3 separate regions of the Homo sapiens genome follow, and regions 2 and 3 are each linked to region 1. A link is a loop called in an ENCODE intact Hi-C map of the cell type or tissue named here. Cell type or tissue: PC-9. All regions are shown on one strand.

Region 1 (5,000 bases):
AAAACATTGAGCTCATAGAAGTAGAAAGTAGAACTGTGGTTCTCTGAGGGTAGGAAGAGTAGGAGGAAGGGGAAAATAGGGAAAGTTTGGTTAATGGACACAAAATTACAGATAGTTAGAAGGGTAAGTTCTGGTGTTCTACAGCACTGTAGGGTGACTGTAGTTAATAAAAATCTATGGTGTATTTTCAGATAGCTAGAAGAAAGAATTTTGAATGTTCCTAACACAAAAAAATGATAATCTTTGAGGTGATGGATATGCTAATTACTCTGATTTGATCAGTATACATTGTATATATGTACAAAATACTCCTGTGTCCCCAATAAATATGTACAATTATTACATGTCAATTTTATGTGTTTAATTAACTAATTAATTAATTAGCTTTAAAAATGAGGAAATGGAAGCTTTGAGAGGGTAAGCAACTTGCCCCAGATCACGCAAGTCGGGAAGGGGCAGGACCTGAAGTCTACCTTCAACCACTATCCTCCTTTTGCCAAAATAAAAAAAAAGACCGGAGAGGCCCCAGGGAACTGTAGCCTGAGCCTGGCCCTGAATGCCCATCCTGGCTCCTGGCCTACAGCTGCCTTCTCAGGCAAGTTCCCCTCTCTGACTGTGACCCAGTTTCTTAATCTGCAAAATGGAGAAAATGTGACGTCCCCTTCCTCGTGCACAAGGTTGGGATGAGGACCAGATGAATCACAGACATAGACATCTGTCAATTGTAAAATATTGTTTGATGGGCCTATAGTCTATGCACTTGTGTCTGAATGAGGAGAAGATACTCCCTGTGGTTGGCCCACGATGATATCAAAGGCAAAGGTCACAATCTTCCAATCAATCTAGCCCAACAACCCAGTTAATCAATTCTACCTCAGACGTACTTCCTTGTGTTTACCTTTCTCTGGGAACATCAGCCCAGCCTAGTTCCCAACCCCTGCCAGACCTGTTCTCCCCCAGCTGAGGCCACCAGATCTGTGCCTGCAGGCCAACCCCCTCCCTGCTGGGCTGGCCCTAACCGAATGCCCAGTGTGGGAAATTGAATCCTTATCCTGTTCCACCACTTTAGAACTAGAAACTGCCTTGTTCTTGGCAGAACTCCGCCTCATTGCCGGGACTGGGGTCTGGCCAGAGGCAGAAGCCTGAAATCTGATGCTGCTCCCCAGCTTTGGACTTCTGAGAATCATCCAGCCCCGAGAATTTCTGGCCACCGAACCCTGTCCACTGTCCTATCTGCAGCCTGAGGCTGACTACCTGCTTAGACAGTCCGCTTTTCTTAAAAGCACAAACCTACCTGCTCCTGTGTGCTGCTCCCCAGGCTACTCATCATCCAGCAGCCTTAGCTGGGCTCCCCCACCCCCTGTGTAACACCTGGACATCCACCAGTGCCTGCCCCCTCCAAAGCCTTTTTTTTTTTTTCTACATCCTTCTTTCATATGTACACATTTCCCAAGATTTCACACTGATGTAAATTCTCTTTTCCGGATATTCTGTCCTTTGGCAATCTCACCCACTTCTGGGGTTTCAAGTAGCAGCCTAGGAGGAAGAGGCCCATGAATATAAGGGTCATTTTCAAGTTAAAATCACCAGAGCCCAAGACTAATGGGCAGGAGAGGGAGGAGACAAGGTGGGAGTTGAGAAAAAAGCTGAGCCCCGAGGAAGCTGGCCCCTCCCCACAGCTGCTAAGAGAAAGACCCAGGCTCAGTCATCTCTGAATCCTCCCAGCCTTGGCTGCACTGCCACGTATAGATGGGTACAGAGTCTTTGCTGGATGAATGAGTGAATAAATGAATGGCTGCATAAACAAGTTGCTACTTACCTCTCTGGATCCTAGTGCATTTACTGAAGCTGTCCTCCCTCCTGAAGTGGGGCATACACGAGGCCAGGAGAAGGGGTTAAAGCCAACCAAGTCCAGGGAGAAACCCCTAGATTTCCTGCAGGATTTGCACAGGAACGTGTTGCAAGGTGTCTCCTCCGAGAATTCACTGAGTCCCTTCAGGAGACCCACAGAGCATAGAATGGGCCCCCAGACTTTGGAGCAGCACCCGGCTCCTACTGTCTCCCTAGGAGACCGTGGGTCCCACCAGCTTTTATTTTCTATTCAGCAACACTATTGCCTATGTTTATGGATAGGACTGTGTTGAGCAAGAGTTGACCTTTATTATCTTAATTCAATCTTCCCAAAGACCTTCTGAGATAGGTACTTTTATTTTCTTCATTTTACAGATAAGGAAATTGAGGTTTAACTATGATCCCATAGCTAATAAAAGTGACAGAACCGGGTTTTTTTCTTTTTACTGAAATGGTATTATTTCATCAGAATTTGCCCACATGCTCAACACTGCTGGAATGTGTTATTTTGAAATCTGACAATGAACTACAGAATGGTAAAAGCGGAAGAGCCTTTGAGACAAATTAGTCTAGCCCAGAGTAGGGAAGAAAAAGAGAGGGAGGCTCAGCCTGCAGGCTGCAAACCCTCCCCTCCCTGTTTGTCCTGCTCCTAAAATAAAACAGAACAAAAGACAGGAAAGTCACTAGATTAGAGAATTCAGCATCTCCCTCCTAATTCCCTGTGATGTGATAATTCTAAGACCCACTTCCTGGAGCAAGAAGAAGCTAAGATCCCTCAGCCTGGCTGATGTGGTTTTGAAAGTGGAAGAGGGCAGGAAGTGTTGTGGTCACTCCCACCCAGCTGTGGGCCTCTTCCCAGAGCCCTCCTCACCAGATGCTGCAAACTCAGACTGCAAATCCAGAAGCCTGCAGCCTTCCGGGGATTGGCTCCCTGCGAAGATAACCCTGTCCTTCAACAAACCCTCGCTTCCTATTTGCATTCCTAATTGGCATCTTCTATTGCTTTTCCTGGTGACTTCATTTTTCACTCTTGGCTAAAAATGGGTCTCTGATGATTTATTCTATCCTGGGTGTTGACAAGCTGAAGAAGTTGTGTGGGGCCTGCTGCCAGTAACCCTGGGTGACGAAGCGTGACTCACCACTCCGAGGTCAGTGGGGGGATGGAAGGCAGGGGAGTCAGCTGACAAGATCTGCTGCTTTGTCACCAGGCCTTCTGCCCTCTTCCATGAGGCAGCTACACTCTAGGAAATGTGAGACGCCCCAGAGCCCTGTGAAGGAGACAGGACAGGCAGCCCACAGGTCTGTCACATCTCAAGGCTGATTCTCTGTTTTGTTTCCCACCCCCAGTGCCAAATGCTAAGCTGCGTTTCAGAGACAGCTCTAAAAGGGAACAAGTACCCAGCCTTCCCTGAATCCCCCAGTCATATTTTCACATACACACAAAGGAGCCTTAGAGATCATTTAAATCAATCTTCTCATTTTCTGGAAAAGAATTTGAGGCCCAGAGAGGTCAAGCAACATGACCAAGGTCATAAAGTGAATTAGAGGTGGAACTGGGAATAGAACCTGGGTCTTCTGTCTCCCAGGCCCTCTGCACTGTCTACTCACCACACTATCAGGAGAATCAGACTTGTGCTGCTGAGTGAATGGGGCCAACTCTCTCCTCCATGAATGGAGGCAACAAGGGCAACCTTTAAGGAGAGATGACTGCTGGAATTTCAGCTCTGCCCTTTGTTCTTCTCTCAGAGGGGTTCTGTGTTTGGCAGACTGTCCCCCCTCTACCTGCAGGGATCCCTGCAGTCCTGGGGGATTGGGGTTAAGCTTTCTCTCTCCCAGAAAACATAGATCACTCTGAAGGCAGTTACAAACTGAGGATGATCCACAGATTATTTCTTGGCTAAGACAAGAGGAAGTTGTCTTAAATAAACCAGTATGAGAGTTTATTGCATTCCATCTGGGTGCTTGATGATCCCATGTCCCTTTTTCTCTCTGTTGACTTTCTAAGTAAACAATTTGTTAGCTCAGAGATGACTCAAATTCATAGAATCAGTAAATGAGAAAGGACTACAAAGTTCCCCTAGTCTGAACCCCCTACACTCAGCCAGTAACCACCTCTACAACATTTCTAGATTGACACTACCCTCAGCTTGAATGCTGAGAAGGATGAACAACTCTTCCTCCCTCAGTGATAGCCCCTTTTTTGCAGGATAGACCTAAGCAGTAGGCGTCAGCCATTCTGTGATGCCAGTTTTGCCCTTTAGGTCAAAATAAAGCAAGTATTTTCTCTTCTTTGCACCACAACTTGTGTCTTTGCTCATGACTTACAGGACAAGCTAAAACAGACAAAACCATTCTTGACCCTCAAAGGCTGAGTGTCCCACTGGTGGGCTAGACAGGGCTCTTACTCAGTTTTGTGTTACCACATGATTACCATGAGTCTTTACAAAACCCTTGCCCACCTCCCCTAGAGAAATTGAGTAAGGAAGAATGATGAGTGCCAAACCTGTCCATTTGCTTCTTGCCAGCAATTCCGGTGAAAGGTCTGACTGAGGAAGAGGCTGAACCCATCTGAGGTATTCTATAATTAGCGTCTTTCTTCCTCTCCCACTTACCATTAAGGTAGACCAGGATATTCATGAAAAATTCCTCATTTGCCATTTCATTCCTTTTGGAAACCACATGTGAATTTCATTCAGTTAAAAAAAGTCAATTCCTTACCCGACACCAGGTAGCATTCTAAAGGATATAACAGTGAATGAAACAGAGGAAGCCCTACCCTCATGAAGCTTATGTTTTAATAAGGAAGACTACCATCAACTAATAGTTAAACATTATAATATCGAGAACTTATATGTACTATGAAGGAAAACAAAGCAAGGAGAGGGCAAAAGGTGATGGAGCTGCTATTGGCGAAGGCAGGCCTAGGAGGAGACATCGATTGAGCAGAGACTGGAGTGGAGTGAAGGATTCCTCCTTGGAAATGTCTGCAGGAAGTGCTGTAAGAGGAAATAACTGCAAGAAAGCCCTGAATGTTGTGCGAACGGGATCAACTAGAATGAGTTTCAGACGACTTTTCATAGGTAGATATGATTTTCAAGCCAAATTTTTCTGATAGCTGAGAAAATTCAACATGGCATTACCTGCCTTTG
Region 2 (5,000 bases), 420 kb after region 1:
GAACAGTGTCTTAACTCCTGAATTTAATCACAAAAAGTGAAAAAAGATAGGAAAACGATTTGTTGAAAGCCACGTTTAGAACAGAAATAACAAATGTCAGATGAAAAAGGCTCCTCTAACAGAGAGTCTCCCGCACATAATCCTTTTTAAAACTAAACATCTATTATCAGCTCTTAATCTATAATGTGTGTCTTGCTTGATGAATTGGATTGAAAAAAATTAAATAAAACGTGTAACAAAAAAATGAACACTACAAACTATAACAGAAGTCTGCCTACGCAGTACCACCCTCGGACTCGGTAGAATACAGGACAGAAATACACTTGGTCCTGCAGTCATAAGTCAAAGTGGCAAAGAAAAAAACAGAAACAATACATTACATGAAATAGATATTTTCTAAATTATCAAAGGCTACAGACACTCATCCAAAGCATTCCTCAAATTTTTTCAATCGTTGCTTTTAGGCACACCTTGAGGTTTTTAAGTTTACTCTGGGGCAAGTCAAAAAGCTTACCTAAAATAAAGCACTTTAAGCAAGAATAAAATGATGCAGCTGGTCCTAGAACACACCGGAAATAAAAATCGTTGTCTTCAAAACCCGAAACAAGAAATGACATGCTTTTAGCAAATTTGACTTTCATGTGCAGGGGGGAGGGGGCACTGTTTTGACAATCCACTAACTACACTGTACATCTACTCCACCTGAAAGTTTAACGAAACTCTTCAAGTTGGGTCACCCAGGGACCGAACTTCTACTCTAAGAGACCCAATCCAGCCTACAAATCAAAGAACATCCCCAAATGGTTTACCCTTCTCCCGACCAAACCCTTTCCCCTGGGCGACAGAATGTTTTCAAGAACACCAACACACCCTCCTGTGATCTCTCTCCAAACACAGGACACAGGAAGAACCGAGGCCACTAGTCTCAGATAAGCGGGTGATGACTGCTGCCACTCCACGGGCGGCCCCTCTGCAGAATGGGGTCGGTCAGGACCGGCGCGCCGGGTAAAGAACAATACACGAGCCCAGCTGCAAACAACACAACTTCCCACGAGTCTGCGCGGCGGGTCTCGGCGGCGGAGAGGACTTCGGAATCCGCCACCGGGCAGGGGCTGGGGGAGGAATGGTGAGCAGGATGAGCGCTGAACGAGGACGGCGAGACCGCCAGCCTCGCTGCGGCTGCCTGCACCGGCGCCCGCCGAGCAGACTGGAGGGATGCAGCCACCAGCCTGGGTTCCACCGCTCTCACCAGGCGACGCGGATGCCCCGACTTCGCTTCTCTGGGAGGCGACCCCCGCCTCCCGGGGCCGCCAGGGCGGTGGGGGGCGGGGAAGGCCTCGCCGGAGGCTTGGGAGCCTCCTCGGCCCGCCACCGAAGGGAAAGCGGTCGGGGCGCGGGGGACAATAGGGAGCGGGGAGCGCGGCCCGCCAGAGTGGCGCCGCTGGCCGGCTGGGCTGACTGACGCGCACGCCGCGAGGCGCGACTGGGCTCCGCTCGGCCCGGCCGCCGCTCCGCCGTGGTCGCGGCGCCCCCGGCGCTCGCAGTCGTGCCTCACCTCCCATCCCCGCCGCCCAGGAGAGGAGCAGAATTAACACTCTCAGCAACACCATCTTCCGCTGCCGCTGCCGCCGCCGCCGCCTCCTCACGGGTTAACAGCAGCACATCGATCCGGAGGGAGAAGCTGAAGGGGCTTGGTCCGGAGCCTCCACGGGAAGCCGGGACCTCCCCTGGCAGGAGAAACGGCGAAGCACCTCCCTCTCGCTCCACTTCAGGGGCCGGCAACGCTCCTAGCTCCTCCAAAACAGGGACCTCCCTCCCCCTCGTTCGTTTCCTTCCTCCTTTCCCCGCTTTCCTTCCCTTGCTCGTTCCCTCTTCTCTCCCCCCCTCCTTCGAAACTCAGACCTCCGCCTCCTTCCTCACCACGTGACGCGCGGGCACCCAACTGGCACGCGGAGCCGCGCCCCTACCTCCCGCCCCTACCCGTCCCCCAGGCGCTTCAGGGGCGCGCGCATGCGCGCGGGGGACGGTTCCCGTGCTGCTAGGCCTGCCGCCGCTTCCTGTCCGCCGGCGGAGAGCTGGGATTGGGCTTGGGAGGCGGGGTTTGTCCTGGTCCCGCCCCGGGGCGGGAGCGCTCCTACGCGGAGATAGTGCTCCGCTACGTGTTAGAGCTGCTGAGGACCTTCCCTTGGGCTAAAATGGTCCGTGGAAGATGTAAGCAGGGCTGCTTTCGACTTCTTAACGTCACAAGTAACAGAGGTTTTTTTTCTTCTTTTTCTGCCTCTCTTGGTGCACCACAGCTACCAAGTAAACAAAAAGTCCCAACAAGCAGTAATTATAGCGGCAGCTGCCCCAGTGATGCGAACATAAATGCAAAGACCTTCAAGCAGCAGGAAAAAAAGACACCATGTCCGAGATGTAATTTTCCGAGCTCTTTACAAATTTATGTCACAGACTAAGGCTTTAGCCTTTGCAAAAGCATGCAACCTGAACCAGACTGTCTTGAATCTCCAGTCCAGAAAATGTCCTCTTTTCTCTCTGTCACATCTTTGAAGCGAATCCACGCACATCTTCTCCCCAACTTCTTAAAGCTTGTGTTTGTTTTCTCGTAACTCATTTTGATTCTTTAAACTTGGATGTCATGAACTAGAACTTTTTATGGCCATTTAATTAGATATTCTTCATCTATTTGGTATCGTGCTTGAGTAGGCCGAATTAGGGAGAGTGTGTGTGTGCGTGTGTGTGTGTGTGTATGTGTAAATTGTTTTGTTTTGCTTTCTAAAGACAAGGTCTCCGCTGTCTCGCCAGGCTGAAGTGCAGTGGTGTGATCATAGCTCACTGTAACCTCCAACTCAAGCCGAATTAGGGAGAGTGTGTGTGTGTGTGTGTGTGTGTAAATTGTTTTGTTTTGCTTTCTAAAGACAAGGTATCCGCTGTCTCGCCAGGCTGAAGTGCAGTGGTGTGATCATAGCTCACTGTAACCTCCAACTCAAGCGATCCTCCCGCCTCGGCCTCCCACAAGTGCTGGGATTACAGGCGTGAGCCACTGCGCTCGGCCTTAATGTTATTGATACTGTAATAAACTGGAATTCCTATACTGTTACCTGTATATTTTATACCATTTATTACCATTAACATAAGTGAAGAGAATTTTTTTTTTTTTGAGACGGAGTTTCGCTCTCGTTGCCCAGGCTGGGGTGCAATGGTGTGATCTCGACTCACCGCAACCTCTGCCTCCCAGGTTCAAGCGATTCTCCTGCCTCAGCCTCCCAAGTTGCTGAGATTACAGGCATGCACCACCACGCCCAGCAAATTTTTTGTATTTTTAATAGAGACGGGGTCTCACCATGTTGGTTAGGCTGGTCTCGAACTCCCAACCTCAGGTGATCCGCCCGCCAGCCTCCCAAAGTGCTGGGATTACAGGTGGGAGCCACCGAGCCTGGCCATAAGAGTCTTCTTTAATTCTCAGTTTGAGAAATGAATGATTCTAGTTTTGCTGCAACATTAATAGGCTCAAAAACGGACGTTTCAAAACCATCATAATTGTATCCATTTATAATGAGATACATGGAATCATCAAAGGATGGCAGAATCTCACGAATGGTTTTTTTTTCCTTCATTAAAATATTCAGTCTTAGGAAATAGTTACCTGCAGACATTACATCTCATATCACCTGTGCTTTTTACTAATCTCTTGTGGTAGTGCTGTCAACAAATGATATTTTTATTTTCCAGCTCTTAAACCACCTTATAGCATGTTTTCTGTTGCACAGTATTTTTATAATGAATTCCAGTGATTAGAGGCAAATGGCACTTTCCCTTAAAATTCAACTGGAAAAAACTCCAAAGCCATATTTTGCATTACTAAGATGATTACTGAAAATTACATTTATAAAGACTGTATTTTTTTTTTTAATTTTTAAAATGTATTTATTTTGGCCAGCCACGGGGCTCACAGCTGTAATCCCAGCACTTTGGGAGGCCAAGGTCCGCAGATCACTTGAGGTCAGGAGTTTGAGACCAGCCTGGCCGACATGGTGAAACTCCGTCTCTGCTAAAAATACAAAAATTAGCCAGGCGTGATGGCGGGCGCCTGTAGTCCCAGCTACTCGGGAGGCTGAGGCAGGAGAATGGCGTGAACCCGGGACGCAGAGCTTGCAGTGAGCCGAGGTCGCGCCACTGCACTCCAGCCTGAGCGACAGAGCTAGGAAAAAAAAAAAAGCCGGGCGTGGTGGCCTGTGCCTGTAATCCCAGCTATTCTGGAGGCTGAAGCAAGTAATCCCAGCTACTCAGGAGGCTAAGGCAGGAGAATCACTTGAACCTAGGAGGCGGAGGTTGCAGTGAGTCGAGATGGCGCCACTGCACTCCAGCCTGGGAGACAGGGCAAGACTCTGTCTCAAAAAAATTAATTAATTAATTAATTAAAAATAAAAATCAAATAGCCAGTGCAGTGGTATGCACTTGTAGTCCCAGGTACTCGGGAGGCCGAGATGGGAGGACTGTTTGAACCCTGGAGGTTGAGGTTGCATTGAGCTGTGATCACACCACTGCACTCCAGCCTGAGTAACACAGACAGACCTTGTCTCAAAAAAAAAGAAAAACTGTATTTTTTTTATTTGTCAAGCACGAATGGCATTACATACCAGCATGCACGAATGGCATTACATACCAGCATGATAATGAATGGTATTCCAGTGTTACAAGTTTGGGCTACTATTTTAACTTAATTCATTATTGATATTTTGCAAATGTATGGAAAACTGATGAAATATTAAAGTATAAGGTCTGCATCTACACTATCACAGACTGCCTGGGTTTCACTCCTAGCTCTGCCATCTATAAACCGTGTGACTTTTGCCAAGTTTTTTTGCCTTCTAACCTCAATATTTCTTTTCTTTTCTTTTCTTTTTTTTTTTTTTAGACAGGAACTCACTTTGTCACCCAGGCTGGGGTGCAGTGGTGCAACCACAGCTCACTGTAGCCTCAGCCTCCAGGGCTGAGGT
Region 3 (5,000 bases), 220 kb after region 1:
GCAGAGGAAGAAAGACAGGGAAAAAAAACTTGGAGCGCATAAATACTCCCCAACCACAGTCAGCCAGGAGGTGCCACCTTACTTCATGCACAGACATCTGTCACTTGAGGCCCAGAGCTTTGAGCTCCCCTACTTGCACACAACATTTTCACATACAGTGAAATGTCCCGCGGCTGTTCTGGACGTTCTAATGAAATGACATCTTAGGAGAAAAATCAGCTTGTTTAGGGAAATTATTGACAACATACAGGCAAATAAATTTCATTCTTTGATAGGTAGGTTGGAACTACTTATAATGAGCATATTGGCTTTTTTTGTATGCAAACAGATGGTCTTGAAAGTAGCTTGAGAGGTACTCAAAACTGATTTGCTCAAGTAAATCAAGCATTCCCTCATAACCTTATTCCTTTTTTTTTTTCTTTTTGAGACAGGATCTCCCTCTGTTGCCTAGACTGGGTCACAGTGGTGCAGTCATGATTCGCTGCTACCTCAAACTCCTGGGCTCAAGCAACCCTCCTGCCACAGCCTCCTGAGTGGCTGAAACTACAGGCACAGGCCACCACATCCACATAACTTTTGTATTCTTTTTTATTTTAGAGATGGGGTTTCACTATGCTGCCCAGGCCTCCTGGCCTCAGGCATCATAACCTTGTGTCTACCACTGGAGAGTTTCCGCAAACCTCTTTCCCCGCTAGCTAATGCCCAGCCTGTGTGTCATTGTTAGCACCATGAACTACTGTGGTTTTACTGAGAAAAGGTTACGGCGAGGTTTTCTAGGGAAGGATCAGCCCTACGTGTTTCTTCTTCCTGCTAGTTCACTGATGTATAATAATATCCAAAAGCTAAAAAGCACATCTCTCTTCCCCTCTCCTTGCTCCTGCGTAACCCTTACCCCTGCTTTCCCATTAGGGCTGGATGCCGCGGGACCTTTGTTTGAGGGAAGTGCCCCCAGCAATCGTCTTTCTCCAGATGATGCCAATTTTGTGGATGCCATTCATACCTTTACCCGGGAGCACATGGGCCTGAGCGTGGGCATCAAACAGCCCATAGGACACTATGACTTCTATCCCAACGGGGGCTCCTTCCAGCCTGGCTGCCACTTCCTAGAGCTCTACAGACATATTGCCCAGCACGGCTTCAATGGTGAGAATGAAGTCATGGGCCGGGAGCACCGGCCTACATTTCAATGGGGCCTCTGGAATTCAGCGGAATCTACCAACATACGGGACTCAGGGAAGAGTTCAGCAAGGATAGGGGCCCAGGGTGTATGGTCACCAAGCCCACCCAGAGAGAAGGAATGCTGGAGTGGGCAAGGGTGCCTGTCCCCCAGCAGGCCACTCCTGGCAACAGGCCAACGCCACGCCCTGAGGATGAACAGAGGGCACCAACAGGAACCTCCACTTCTCACTCCAGCCCCATGTGCCCAGGCAAACCCTCTCCCGGGGTACCAGCTCTTCTGAGAGTTGAGTCCGGATGCCTGTGGTTATTCTTCCTTCTCTGGAAGTTTCCTCGTTCCAGGGACCGCCTCTATTCTGAACCACATGAGGATCCACTTAATAGGTTGTGGCTTCTCGATGAAGGTCTCACTCTTCATCCCACCCCATCAGTTTAATTGAGGAAATTACTCAGACTGTCCCAATGGGAAATTCAGCTTCAAATATGTCCTTGTTATGCCCTTTACCTCAGGGCAGACACGGAATGTGCTGTTATCTGGGTTGTGATCCCACTTCTCTCTCAAGTCCTAAAACCGAAATATTAACATGCACATTGATAATATGCACAGGATTAAAGAACAAAAATGTCAGCAGAAGCAGCACATTCCACGGGCATTCCAAATTTCTTGCTATTATAAAATATCACCCTGATTAAGACATGCCAATCACTCCAAGCCAAGTAGAGCCCTCCACCCCTACAAGCCACCTCACCCTGATCATCCAACACTCAGCTGAGAACACACTCTCTTGTGATGACACCATCCTCGCCTCTCCAATATCAGAGTGACCTTCACACTCCGCATCATCTCATTTTGGCTGGACTCCCAGCCTTCCACCGCCCAGGCCTGAGAGAGCCTTCTGGGAACTTGCCCTTATCATTGCTTACATCCCTCCCACCTCCCCCACTCCAACACCTCCCCTCCAGCCACCAGCAGTTCCCAGCTGACCATCCAGCCCTCATCCCAAACTTCACCCCACCCAACAAAGCTCAGTACAGACCATCAGGATGGTGTATGGGCTTTATTTTCCTGGTAAACACATTTCTGACCAATCATTACCATTTGCTCTTTTGTGCTAAACTTCAAAGTGACGGAACCAAATGTAGGTATTCAGCTTGCCCAAGCTTGGGCTGGTTTTTCTCAGTCGTCTTCACCCCTGTGTTTGAAAGGGTTCCTGGGGTAGTTCTCCCAGCCACAGCTGCACAGGGGCTCACTGGATAACTGCAGATTCACCTTCACTACCTCCTGGGTGGATGAGCTTGGGTGAGTTAGTGGATGTCTTGGAAGCTCAGTTTTCTCGTCGAAAACAGCGGCCTCAAGGAGCTGCAGTGAAGATGCAGGCAGTGGAGGAGCGGAGGGCACGCAGCATACACAGCCTCCTAGTAGGTGCCCAAGGAATGCAGCCGCTAGCGTCCAAGGACTGCAGTGACTAATCTTGGCATTTAGCCTCCAGACAACTGGGGAAATAGCTTTTGGCAAAGTCACCTGTGCTGTCCCTTTACAGCAAGTGTTTCACATATCTTGTGGTGGTTCCTCAACATCCCTTGAGAATTATTTACCACAGATTAGGTTAAAATTTGGAGAGTTAAAAAAAAAAAAAAAAGGTCAAATCCTTAGTAGATCAACCTCATAAGCTTGTTTTGGGGGTGAGGCCTGTCCAGATCTGGTTACTGGGCAATGTCCTTCCAAATCCAATTCTTGTGCTGGTTTCACAGGCCTGTTACCTAAGGGATGCAATGGCTGCTTTGGGACACAAGGTAGACATTGTCGAGAGGCCTCAGCGTTCTCCAGACCATCAGAGTGCCACGGGATTGTCTCGTGTATCTAGTTATATTAAGAGAAGAGGAGTCCCACGCAAGCCTGTTCCAGAAAACCCACCCTCCAGGCATCAGCACCTGGGCATTTTAAATTATCTCATTTGAGATAGAAATATTTCTATAATAAATTACACTAACCTGCTCTCTTAATGAATTTGATCTTTCCTTAGTGACTTGGGTGCCTATTAAAATGCCTACTGTAACACGCTGTCATAAAGGAGTGCTCTCAGGATCCCGGCAGTGCCCGGGATTTTGCCTGACACTACATGACTCAGAGGGTCTACTTCCCTTAGTTTCAGTCAGTTGTCACATCCTGCTCTTGTCAAGGGGTCTGCCTTGACAAGCCCACCCTTGCCTGTTCTGTGTGCTACTGCTAACCTCCTGTGGGATGAGAACCAAGGTGATCCTCTGAGTTGAGGCTGCTTTGGGTTAAGGGGTGATAACGTCCTTCTTGCCCTGTGTTCCAGCCATCACCCAGACCATAAAATGCTCCCACGAGCGATCGGTGCACCTTTTCATCGACTCCTTGCTGCACGCCGGCACGCAGAGCATGGCCTACCCGTGTGGTGACATGAACAGCTTCAGCCAGGGCCTGTGCCTGAGCTGCAAGAAGGGCCGCTGCAACACGCTGGGCTACCACGTCCGCCAGGAGCCGCGGAGCAAGAGCAAGAGGCTCTTCCTCGTAACGCGAGCCCAGTCCCCCTTCAAAGGTGAGTGTGGAGCTGGGGAGCCTTCAGAAGGGCAGGATGCAGTCCCCTGTCCAAAGGGCTCAGAAGTCCCCTTGGCTTCTTTCCTGGAGGTGCTTCAGCTCTGCTGTTGCGGTGTTTCTGAAACTGTGCAGGCTCCAGACAGCAACGTTGACACAGCCTTTCTCCTGTCCCAAGAGTGTGGCCACCTTGCCGCCAAGGGCTAGGAGGAGAAACCTCGACCATTTCTGAAACGATCCTTGGGTTGGCCTCTCTGTCCATTTTCATGCTCCCCTAGAATGTTAGATCTGCAAGGCCACACGCAGTTTACCTGGGCCACCCGGATCTCACTGTACAGGGACGTCAGGCATCTCCAAACACATCCTAGAACCCAGTTCTTTCATCTCTGTTCACGGCCCCCATGAAAAAACTGGATTCTAGACTGCATTTCATTTCTTCTAAGATTTGAATCAGCTGATCTGATAGGACATGATATTCACCCTGAGGCACTCCCAAGACAAGATTCAGCTTCCAGTGTTTCCCAGCCAGATTTTTAACCACAGGGCAGAAAGTGGGCCCAGCAGCTCTCTGGATTGAATGGAAGATTGTAGAAAGGGCTGTGACCACGTCTTAGGCTGAGGCCAGCAGAGAAATACTCCACTGAAACCTAAATCCTCCTGGAGGGAACAAGCCGACATCTGTTGCCATTAACATTTCTGCCTAATCCCTAAAACAGCTCGGGAGTGCTTTAGCATCTCACTGTTTCATCGCACAGCCTCTCCAGTGCTGGGAGAAGAAATCTGATGTGCTGTTTGACTATTACCAGGCAGATATTTGTATCTGGAGAATGTAAACAGGCCGTCACCACCACTTTGCTTTTAGGGAGCATTTTACACAAAACATTCGATGCAGCCATCAGCTCCTTGTGGTTCTCCCAACAGCCAGGCGAGGATGGCAGGGCTGGTTATTATCCCATTCTAAAGAGGAGCAAAGCAAAACTCGCGTGGGGTGCCCACAGCTGTGCAGCTGTAAGGAGACCTGGAACAGGGCCACCTGACTCTCAGTCGTGAGTTCAAACTCCCAGGCAGCTTATTTTTGAGGCACAGGATTTCTCTGTGTATCGGAACTTTTGCTCTCCAGTCAGGTTTCCCTCCCTTGAGTCAAGCAGGTCTAGGAATGACAGAAATTTCTTGTGGGTGCGCACAGCATCTGAAGAGTAGTTGGTGTGAGGGCAGGATCTTTCGGGCCAAAGGGTCCCTCCACTGGCTGTCCCTTAGGGCTGGA

What was found. A loop is a pair of places that touch in the nucleus more often than their neighbours do. Peaks named below come from ENCODE experiments on the same cell type or tissue, not always from the same donor. Only the 100,000 strongest peaks of a DNase experiment are listed, where the experiment ranks them.
Region 2: a loop joins it to region 1, with 9 times the contacts of the local background. A loop is called at or near these places in 19 of 110 quality-filtered maps.
Region 3: it touches region 1 in a loop (9-fold over the local background); 10 of 110 quality-filtered maps call a loop at or near these places.

Annotation. Positions count from the first base shown.
Region 1 is chr15:58,329,360-58,334,359 of GRCh38, forward strand. No RefSeq gene overlaps it. Among named protein-coding and RNA genes, the nearest start is that of LIPC, 100 kb to the right of the region's middle. RefSeq lists enhancers at 2,515-3,714, 2,871-3,165. In PC-9, no CTCF peak of the experiment used is centred here; DNase peaks (open chromatin) are centred at 902, 1,462, 2,932, 3,842 and 1 weaker place; H3K4me3 peaks cover 2,380 bases; H3K27ac peaks cover 5,000 bases.
Region 2 is chr15:58,747,925-58,752,924 of GRCh38, forward strand. It overlaps ADAM10 (ADAM metallopeptidase domain 10), which reads right to left and starts at 1,783. Exons shown (of 16, transcript NM_001110.4): 1 at 1,556-1,783. The coding sequence starts at 1,610. RefSeq lists enhancers at 916-1,551, 1,003-1,132, 2,223-2,402 and silencers at 1,243-1,532, 1,863-2,152. In PC-9, no CTCF peak of the experiment used is centred here; a DNase peak (open chromatin) is centred at 1,977; H3K4me3 peaks cover 3,105 bases; H3K27ac peaks cover 2,822 bases.
Region 3 is chr15:58,544,833-58,549,832 of GRCh38, forward strand. It overlaps LIPC (lipase C, hepatic type), which reads left to right. Exons shown (of 9, transcript NM_000236.3): 5 at 910-1,143; 6 at 3,498-3,740. Among named protein-coding and RNA genes, the nearest start is that of LIPC-AS1, 49 kb to the left of the region's middle. RefSeq lists an enhancer at 3,678-4,316. In PC-9, no CTCF peak of the experiment used is centred here; DNase peaks (open chromatin) are centred at 2,029 and 2,679; H3K4me3 peaks cover 432 bases; H3K27ac peaks cover 2,620 bases.